2 separate regions of the Homo sapiens genome follow, and region 1 is linked to region 2. A link is a contact called in ENCODE Hi-C or POLR2A ChIA-PET data. All regions are on one chromosome and are shown on one strand. Each heading gives the region's core, a stretch centred on a gene start or an enhancer-like site at or near the end of the contact. The rest is flanking DNA. Distances are from core to core; before and after follow the strand shown.

Evidence for each region. A loop is a pair of places that touch in the nucleus more often than their neighbours do. ChIA-PET counts read pairs that join two places held with the same protein, here RNA polymerase II (POLR2A). Pooled maps may share reads with other maps.
Region 1: POLR2A ChIA-PET joins it to region 2 with 10 read pairs in GM10248. The contact joins two enhancer-like sites. A Hi-C loop is called at or near these places in 1 of 50 pooled maps. POLR2A ChIA-PET finds 5 or more read pairs at or near these places in 7 of 52 experiments (A673, AG04449, GM10248 and 4 more).

Annotation. Positions count from the first base shown.
Region 1 is chr5:6,470,718-6,475,267 of GRCh38, forward strand. The region is part of intron 1 of UBE2QL1 (ubiquitin conjugating enzyme E2 QL1); the gene reads left to right. LOC105374639 (a long non-coding RNA gene) reads left to right here. Exons shown (of 2, transcript XR_007058679.1): 2 at 1-1,179. Among named protein-coding and RNA genes, the nearest start is that of UBE2QL1, 24 kb to the left of the region's middle. Within about 2 kb of position 2,339, at least 2 of the 41 ENCODE cell types and tissues checked have a DNase peak (open chromatin) inside an H3K27ac peak, as active enhancers do.
Region 2 is chr5:6,420,218-6,425,297 of GRCh38, forward strand. No RefSeq gene overlaps it. Among named protein-coding and RNA genes, the nearest start is that of UBE2QL1, 26 kb to the right of the region's middle. Within about 2 kb of position 3,219, at least 4 of the 41 ENCODE cell types and tissues checked have a DNase peak (open chromatin) inside an H3K27ac peak, as active enhancers do.

The sequences.
Region 1 (4,550 bases), core at 1,089-3,588, 50 kb after region 2:
TGACAGTTAGGAGGCCTCCAGTTCTTCCCTCCCTAAACAACCCACGGGGACTGTCCTGTGTATCATGTTTGCTCCTTGTACCCTAATTACCATAGGGAAACTCCCAGAAGTGGGGTACTGGATCAAAGGGTGGGAACACCCTCCATATTGATTGGATACAGTGCTGCCAAATTGCCCTTCAGAAAGGTTACCCCAGGTTACAGTCCCATCAGCAGCAGGAGGCTGGAAACCTCCCAGGCCTCTCCAACCCTGATGATTTCACTACTTCCCGATCTCACTGGCATAGCATATCTCATCTTTTTTGGCTTACATATTTTCTATTTTATTCAGGTGTAGCATCTTTCATACAGTTGGGTTTTTGTATTTTGGTAGGGATGGATTTAGGGAATGGGTTTTGGCCACTTGACTTTCTCATTTTGCCCTTGGTCCATTTTTCGTTTGATTGTTATTTATCTTATTATCTTTAGGAATTTTTTGTCAAGTGGATTCCCAGCCCTCAGCATTGGTTATCTCCTGCAGCATAGCCCATTATCCTAAAACTCAGTGTCTTGAAGACACCAACATGTCTTCTCTCCTAGTTTCTGTAGTTGAGGAATCTGAGTGCTGCATGCCTGGGTGCCTCTGGCTCTGGGTCTGTCATAGAGCTGCAGGGGAACTGCAGGCCAGGGCTGCTGTCTCATCTGGAGGTCTGACTGGGGAGGATTGGTTCCCATGAGCACTCATGTGCTGGCAGCAGGATGCAGTCCCTGGGTGGTGTTGGCTGAAGGCCTCAGTTCCTTGCCTATGGGCCTCTCCATGGGGCAGCTCACAGCATGGCAGCTGGCCTCCCTCATAGGGAGCTAGGGAGAGAGAGAGAGGTTACCCAGGATCAAAGCTGCAGTCTTTTGTGGCTTACTCTCAGAAGTGACTTTCCATCACTCCGCCATCCTCTGTGCAATAGAAGCAAGCTCAGGTCCCTCGCACTCAGGGGTAGGAGGTCAAACAGGGAGTGAACGCCAGGAATCGGAAATCCTTTTGGGACAGCTTAAGGGCTGCCTGATACAGGAGCATAATATTAGCTGATTCCGTAGGTAGGATCTTGTTTTCATTGTATGTTCAAATCAGTTATGGATGTATATATAAACTATCACATTTTTACACATGCATAATAAATTCTGGCATACACGTTCATGTAAACCACATTTGTATTGTGACTTTCACTTTTTGTCTCAGGTGTAGGGAGAGGTTAATGATATCCCACCAGTCCATCCATGCAAGGCCCATGGGAGCCCATTCTGTTTCTAGCAGATATTATTAGATACACTTCATCCTGTCAGGTGTGTCATGTCATTCCGTGCATATGTGTGTTTCATCAGCCCAACCAGTGCTGTCCTCTGTGCCTTGCTCTGAATCTTAGTTATTTCACCCAGAACTTGGGCTGGTGGGCCGGCTGTGTCACTGTGTGTGTGTCTGGCCCATTGCTTTTCACACCTGCATATTTTTCCAAGATGTGAATTGATCACATTTTGCTCATCCACTCCCCTGGGGATGCCAGCAATCTCCCACCTCCCTGTGGTCACAGGAATATGGCTACTCACCTGCAAGTGGATCTTCTGGGCTTGATACCCAGCTGTGAGCTCACAAGAGCACGAGCCTCGGTATGTGGATTGTCTCGAGGTATTGCCAGAAACTTCCAGAATGCCTTTGACATTCTGGAAGCGGCCGATCGACACACTTCCCCGCAAACACCTGGCATCGTCCTCCCCTCTGTTTTGCCCCTTGACAGGACCCTAGAGGCATCTAACTGCTGCTTTCCTTGTGCTTTCCTGATGACTGGGATCTGGACATCACGCTGCATACTTGTCAGCCATTCAGGTCTCTTCTTTAGACATCTGCTGATCTTCTTTCCCTTCCCTGCATTGTGTCCGGGTTGTCTAGCTTTTTCTTCTCAATTTTCAGAAAATTTTTCTTTTTCCAGGTATTAATTTTTTGTGCAAGTGTTAGACATCACAAATATTTTCTCCCCAAATTTTCTTTATCTTCTTCTCTTTCTCATCTTTTATTGAGGAAAAAAAGCCCTCCCTAATTTTGAACAAGTTACATTATGATCGAGGCTGTTTGGGAAGACCATTTCCTCACCGTCCCATCACGAGGCATCCTCCTGAGCCTCCTCCCACTGGCTTTAGAGCTTTTCCTTTCACATTTTGGATTTCATCCATCTTGAGCCCTTCTCCATGTGAGCTGCCAGGTAGACACCCAGCTTCCTTTCTCTGCAGTAAACACTTTTCTTGGCCCCATTGTCTGAACCACCTGGTCTTTTCCCACGGCTTTCTGCTGCCATTGTTATCCCATGACAGTCCCATGTAAATACAATTCTCTCTTCTGCTCAGTTCCCCAATTTTCCTGCTCCTGTACAAATATTACACTGCCTTTAGGAATGCGGCCTCCTAGTCCAACAGCCAACAGACTACAACCCCCTCTGCTCTTCCTTTTCAAAATCATCTTAGCTTTTTGTGGACCTTGTAATTTTTCAATTATTTGTCAAGAAATTTACTCTGATCAGTGAACTCTCATTTCCACACAAGAGCGTACCCTGAAATCTCAGCAGTTTAATACAGGAAACATATATTCTGGCACAGAGTCTAATACAGGCCAGTGTCTGCTCTCTATCTGGAGCACACAGCCTCCAAATTCACAGCAGCAGTGGGTGACAGCAGGGTGAGGGGAGCATGTCAGCATCAGCGCCCGACTGTCTCCACCCGGAACACACACGCCTCCTTCTGCTCACCACCCACTGGCCAGAACTGGCCACATGGCCCCATCTGACTGCAAGGGAGGCAGAAATGTAAGGACCCACATGGCTATTTGTGGAGCATTAACGCTCTCTAACAAATTCAGTTCCTCAAAAATAGCTGAGCCTTTAGGATTTTCTATGTAGGCAATTCTAGCATCTACAAATAATGAGGTCAACAGAAAGTCACATCCCAGTGACGCAGAAAACCTCAGTACCGTAAGAGCCAGGCAAACAAAGCCAGCACAAAACTTATTTTTGCTGCTTCAAATATGGAGATTGAAGAAGCTTGATTTTTTGTTACCTTTGAATCTTACCACAAGCCAATGTAAATATCACAATAACAAAGCCAGGAAAATTAATCTGTAAAATTGTTCTTATGCCATTTAAAATGTCACCAAATATACCTGGGATTAACTTTTCCATTACTAGGAAAAGGGCAGTTTTGATGACTTACTTCTTAGCTCCCTTTAACATCTGATTTAGTGCCTTCCACAGTAGGCCCTCAAAAAATTATTGGCTGCAAACATAACATATTGCATACGGTCTTTTCAGTAAAATTGAAAGATTTTACTTTGAAAGTCCAGTTTCCTGAAAACATTTACCTTCTAAAAGATACTTATTGGGAAGCTGAGATCAGAATTTGAGTGCTGGCAGAAGCTTTAAGCCTGTAGGGCTAAAATGATGTTGCCTGTGCACGTGGTGTGTAGTGTACAGCCTGAGGGCTGGTACACCACGGTCTATGCCTGCATGTGGATCTTCCAGCATGGAGCACCCGTGCTTAGGAGGTTAACAACCAGGAGTACGTGCATGGCATTGGAGTGGGGCATGCTATAGCCGGAGAAGGTTGGGAAGTCCTGGCTTAGGAGACGTTATTGAAAAATTCCCAGAGCCAGCAGGGTGCTGATATTTCTTGCCAATGCTCAGACATCACAGGGCTCCAACTCCAGTGCCGGGATGAGGCTTGGGTTGGTGAGGCACTGCCTCTTCCTGCCTCTACTTCCACAGAGAAGTTACTTGCTCCTTCATTCTTCATCAATCATTTGAAAAATCCCAAGTGCATCTCCCTCCTGGGTGAGAATTAGATGACATAATGTGTAAAATACTGCGTGGGACACATTTTGGAAAATGGTAACATGCATACCATCCTTTCTTTGGAATTCTAACTGTGGCATGCGGGGGCCTTCAGACTCATAGTGATAACCCCACAGGCTTCGTCGTTCATTCCTCAGTAAATAAGCTTGAGCACCTGAGAGGGGCAGTGAGCACTTTAGTACTGGAATAATGCGTGGTGGGGCATCACCTGGAGGTTCCATCCTCACACGTGGTGAGAAGGGGCTTTGAGCACAGTCTCCAGAACCCAACTGGAGTCCCACCAGGTCACATCCCACCTCCAGCACCTGACAGCTGCATGGCATTGTGCAGTTTACATCTGTGCTTCCGTTTCTCCGTCTTGAGGAGAGGCTGGAGCAGTCTTTCCCCGATGATGACTGAGCATGTGTGTGCATGTGAAGTCCTTGTGGCAGTGACTGGCGCAGCTTTCCCTATATTCTATCATAAGATAAACAGTGAAGATTTCAAGTGACGCTTGTAAAAATCACCGATTGAATTATTTTCTTTAGCTATTATGATTCTTAATCAAAAAGCCGAGATTGTATTGCAATGCCCTTATACAAATAAAAGAATTAAAATCAGAACATCTCCCAAAGTAATGACCTAAAAGTAATAATAGCCATCCTAGTTGCTTATAGAAAATCTCTTGTTAATTTTATTAGGTCAA
Region 2 (5,080 bases), core at 1,969-4,468:
TCTGTTCATGTCCTCCCTCCTTGGCTTGTAGTTGGCCATCTTCCCCCTGTGTCCCACCCACTCCACTGCACGCCTTCCTTCTATGCATGGCTGTCTCTGTGTCCACACATTCCTTTTACAAGGACACAGCTCAGATCGGGTTAGGGACCACTCTAATGACTTGCTTTAACTTTAATTACCTCTGTAAGGACCCTATCTCCAAATAAAGTCACACTCTGAAGTACGGGAGGTCAGGGCTTCAACATATCTTTTTGGGGGGACCACAGTTCCATCCATAACACGCTGCATTCATGGGTTTGATCCTTGATCAGTGCTCTGTGCAGAGACACACTTGCTGAGAACCCACCAAGTCCCAGGCATCACACCAAGTTCTTTGTACACACTATCAGGCACAACCCACCACAAGCCCAAGGCAGAGGTTAAATGTACTTGCATTTGTCCTAAAAGAATTTGACCTGTTCACACAGCTAGGACTTATAGAATCAGGATTAAAAACTGGGTCTGACCAATTCTAAAGCTCATACACTTACCAGCCCAACCCGCCACTTCCTACTGCTTCTCTTCATCCTTGTAATTAAAGTAAATCAGTCTTAATTTAGCTCTTATGGCATCTAAGAGCCCCTACAGCTCCTCTAGAGAAAACCAGAAACCCCTTGTGTGTCACAAATGTGTCACTGGAAAACTTGCTTCTACGATTTTACATTTTTAAATTAGAGGACAAGTATAGCCCTTCAGCTTTATGGTTATTTTTCTAAGTATGGTGATTATGGTGTTGGAGCCTTTGGATCTGATGATTTGTTTTCTGTTTTTTAAACTGAAGAATTCCCTGCCTCTGGAATCAGAGGCAGGGCTGCACAGCTCCGAGGGTGCACCCACACTGCCAGGACAGCTCCCAGAGCAGCAGGCATCACCAGATGGAAGACACGACGGGGGTTGCAGAGGTGCCACATCGTGCCCGGGCCCTGCTGTAAAGTATGTGCCTGAGGTCAGAACTGCAGATGAAGTCATCGTCCGCCTTCTTCATTGTGTCTGCTCACCTTGACCCAGTTCCCCCTTCCAGTCCAGCCAAAACTCGGCTTGGAAGACAGACTGTGGACTCTGCCCCACAAATCAAGATGGTTAAATTCTGTCCATTTACATTCTGTCAATGACCTAACACCATATTCACAAGTGAAAAACCACTGCCACGGGAACTGGAAGGTGTTTCATGGGACAAAGGTACGTGGCAGAGGACTTGCGATTGCCCCATCTTCATGTCTCCGGAGACCCCTCCAAGATCGTGCTCCCCACATTCACCATCACCTTCTTGCTAGCCCATGTTTGCCATCTTTCAGAAGAGCATAACTCTTATTTCCTCTCACCTTCTGGTTGGATTGTGCCTCCTAAAAGGATATGTTGAAGTCCTAACCCTGGTAACCTGTGAATGTGACCTTGTTTGGAAATAGGCTTTTTTCCAGATATCATTAAGATGACATCATTAGGGTGGGCCTTAATCCCATGACTGGTGTCCTTATAAGAAGAGGAAAGACCAGGCACGGTGGCTCACGCCTGTAATCCAGCACTTAGGGAGGCCCAGGCAGGCAGATCACAAGGTCAGGAGATTGAGACCATCCTGGCCAACACGGTGAAACCTCGTCTCTACTAAAAATACAAAAATTAGCTGGGCATGGTCATGCGCACCTGTAGTCCCAGCTACTCGGGAGGCTGAGGCAGGAGAATTGCTTGAACCCAGGAGGCGGAGGTTGCAGTGAGCTGAGATCGTGCCACTGCACTCCAGTCTGGTGACACAGCAAGACTCCATCAAAAAAAAAAAAAAAAAGAAAAAGAGAGAAAGAAAGAAAGAAAGAAAGAGAGAAAGAAAAGAAAGAAAGAAAACAAAAGGAAAATGCCATGTAAGGTCAGAGACACACAGGGAAGAGGGCTGCATGTCCAGGAAGGCAGAGATCAGAGTGCGGCAGCTGCAAACCTAGGAACGCCAGGATGGCCGGGAGCCCCCAGACGCCAGAGGAGGTGAAGAGGGATCCTGCTGGAGCTTTGGAGGGAGCGTGGCTCCACCAACAGCTTGATCCTGGACTTCCGGCCTCCAGAACTGCGAGAGAATGAATCTGAGTTGTTTTAAGCCCCACAGTGTGCAGTGCTTCCTGACGGCAGCTCCAGGAAACCAGCCCATTTTCCATCAGTTACTCACGTTCTGTGTTATGGTTCTGCTGGGCTCCCACAGTGAAGCACAGGCCACTTCATTAAAAGTCAACGTGAGAAATTTTGCTAGTGGTAAAAAGCTGAATTCACTAAAGAAGAAAGAAAGAGAGAGAGAAGGAAGGAAGGAAGGAAGGAAGGAAGGAAGGAAGGAAGGAAGGAAGGAAGGAGGGAAGGAAGGAAGAGGGAGGGAGAGAAGGAGGGAGGGAAGAAAACAAAAGAAAAGAAAAGAAAATGTGGAGGTGGGTGGTGGCTCATGCCTGTAATCCCAGCACTTTGGGAGGCCGAGAGGGAGGATCACGAGGTCAATAGATCGAGACCATTCTGGCCAACATGATGAAATCCCGTCTCTATTAAAAATACAAAAATTAGCTGGGCATGGTGGTATGCACCTGTAGTCCCAGCTACTCAGGAGGCTGAGGCAGGAGAACGCTTGAACCCCGAAGGTGAAGGTGGCAGTAAGCCTAGATCATATCACTGCACTCCAGCCTGGCAACAGAGTGAGACTCCACCAAAAACAAAAACAAATATTTGAAATGTATGATTTCCTCAATTTTCCCAGCACTCCCTGTTGACCATCTCTTTTGTTCGGGAGCTGGGAATTTATTTATTTATTTATTTATTTATTTATTTATTTATTTATTTTGAGACGGAGTCTCGCTCTGTCACCCAGGCTGGAGTGCAGTGGCGCGATCTCAGCTCACTGCAACATCCGCCTCCCGGGTTCAAGCGATTCTCCTGCCTCAGCCTCCCGGGTAGCTGGGACTACATCCACCCGCCTCCACACTTGGCTAACTTTTCGTATTTTTAGTAGAGACGGGGTTTCACCAAGTTAGCCAGAATGGTCTCAGGATGGTCTTGATCTCCTGACCTTGTGGTCCACCCTCCTCGGCTTCCCAAAGTGCTGGGATTACAAGCGAGAGCCACCACACATGGCCAGGAGCTGGGAATTTAATAGGCACATTTGTGCAAGGGGACAAGGAGTCTCCGAGGGAGGAATGTGGGACCCAGGCCATGGCAGGGCTGTGGGAGGCACGGGTGATGGCCAGAGTGCCAGCCTCGTGCGCTTGGACTCCGTGGCCCCAGCTCATTGTCCCTCAGGGCTCCTCCTGAGTCACTGCTGACCTGAATGGTGCTGAGTTTCTGCCTGGCCCAACTTCCTCTGTTCAAATAAAAGCACTCACCAGAGAGAGGTGATATGGGCATGAAAGTGAATATGTACCACACTCTAAAGGCCAAGGAGGAACTTAGAGAGGGCCACAGAGAACACAGGCAAAAACTAAAGCCAGCTATAAACAATCACCTGCAGTCACGCTTCTCAGTCCCACCAGACACCCTTTGGAATACTTGGGACCCTGCCGTGTGCTAGGAAGGGTTGGTTTTATGGAGCAAGGGCAGATCTGTCAGCATTCTTTAATAATGAATTGAAACTTTAAAAGGTTTCCATCTAGAGGAAAAACACAGGAAGGAAGGAAGTCTGATTAACTCTGTTTAACTCTACGAGTCACCAGGGGTGCCATCTCTGCAGTCCCTTTTTCCTGATGGAATCTCTGCCTCCAGTCTGGGATCGCTGGGGCAGAGGGGGGCATCATGCTATGTTGTCCCGGCTGGGCAAATCCGTCTGGTGATATGCCCTCGGTCCTCATCCAGGAGGATGTGTTTCTTACTCATCATAGTGGAGAATGCAGACCAGGGAGTGACCCACAGGTGACAGGCCAGCACCTTCATCTTATGGGATTGTTGTACCAAGGTCGCCCCCCTCTCAGAGTCTGAGTCTGTCCTCAGTGTCCCTTGGGGGATCCACAGTCAGTGTGTGGCCCTAGAGGGGAGCACCATCCACCTGGGCCACTCACATCGGCCACACTGGCCATTTAGGACACTGTCCACAGCACCACAGCGTGGGCCTCACCCAGCAGGAATGCGTTTGGAAGGCTGCTGTGCTCCCAAGAACCAGGCATTCGTGCACAGCTGTGAGGGGCTCCTCCTCCCCGTCCAGCCCAGCCTCTTACGGGGTGTGCTGTCTACCAGGCAGAACCAAGGTGCCCTCCATCCTGGCACTGGCACTAGCCTCTGTTAGGGCACTCAGCGCATCACATGGGAGATCTGTTTACCCACCTGTCTAACTAGGCCAGCAATCCCAACCTTGCATACTTTACACCTGGGAGATTTTCAAATTACCCATGTCTGAGTCTCACCCAAGAGGTTCTAGTTCATTGGCCCTCAGGGAGCCAAGCACCAGTTTTTTCCAAGACAGCCCCACACCCCTGTGCAGGTGAGTCTGTGTGTGCCCAGGGCAAGAATGGTAGAACCAGAAGATAGGCCTGGAAAACCCTGATGGTGTGTTTTACTCCTTCCCTCCTTTCCTCCCTTCCTCCCTTCCTTCTCTCTCTTTCTCCTTTTCTCTCTCTTCTCTTTTTCTTCCTTTTCTTTTCTTTTCTCTCTTTCTTTTTCTTTCTTTCTTTCTTTTCTTTCTTTCTTTTTCTCCTTCTTTCTTTCTCTTCTTCCTTTCTTTCCCTCCTTCCTTCTCCTTTCTTCCTTCCTTCCTTCTCTTTCTTCTTTCCTTCCTTCCTTCTCTTTCTTCTTTCCTTCCTTCCTTCTTTGCTTTCTTTTTCTATCAAAGCCTAGCAAAGTCTATCATATTCAACAAATGTTAATTAAATAAATGAAGAGTGAATGAATGAAACTTTTATTTATTAGTCAGGTTAAAAGGAAGAGTTAAATTCTTAGGTTAAAAGGAAGAGTTTTAAAAGTTACCTGCTTATTGCTTATTCTGAGTATGTAAATACAAAGACTGCTTTCCCGTCAAATTTTGATTTGCTAGAATCTGTCATTTGACAGTAAAGGGAAATGCTGTAGAAAAAAATGAACAATATCTTTTTCACAC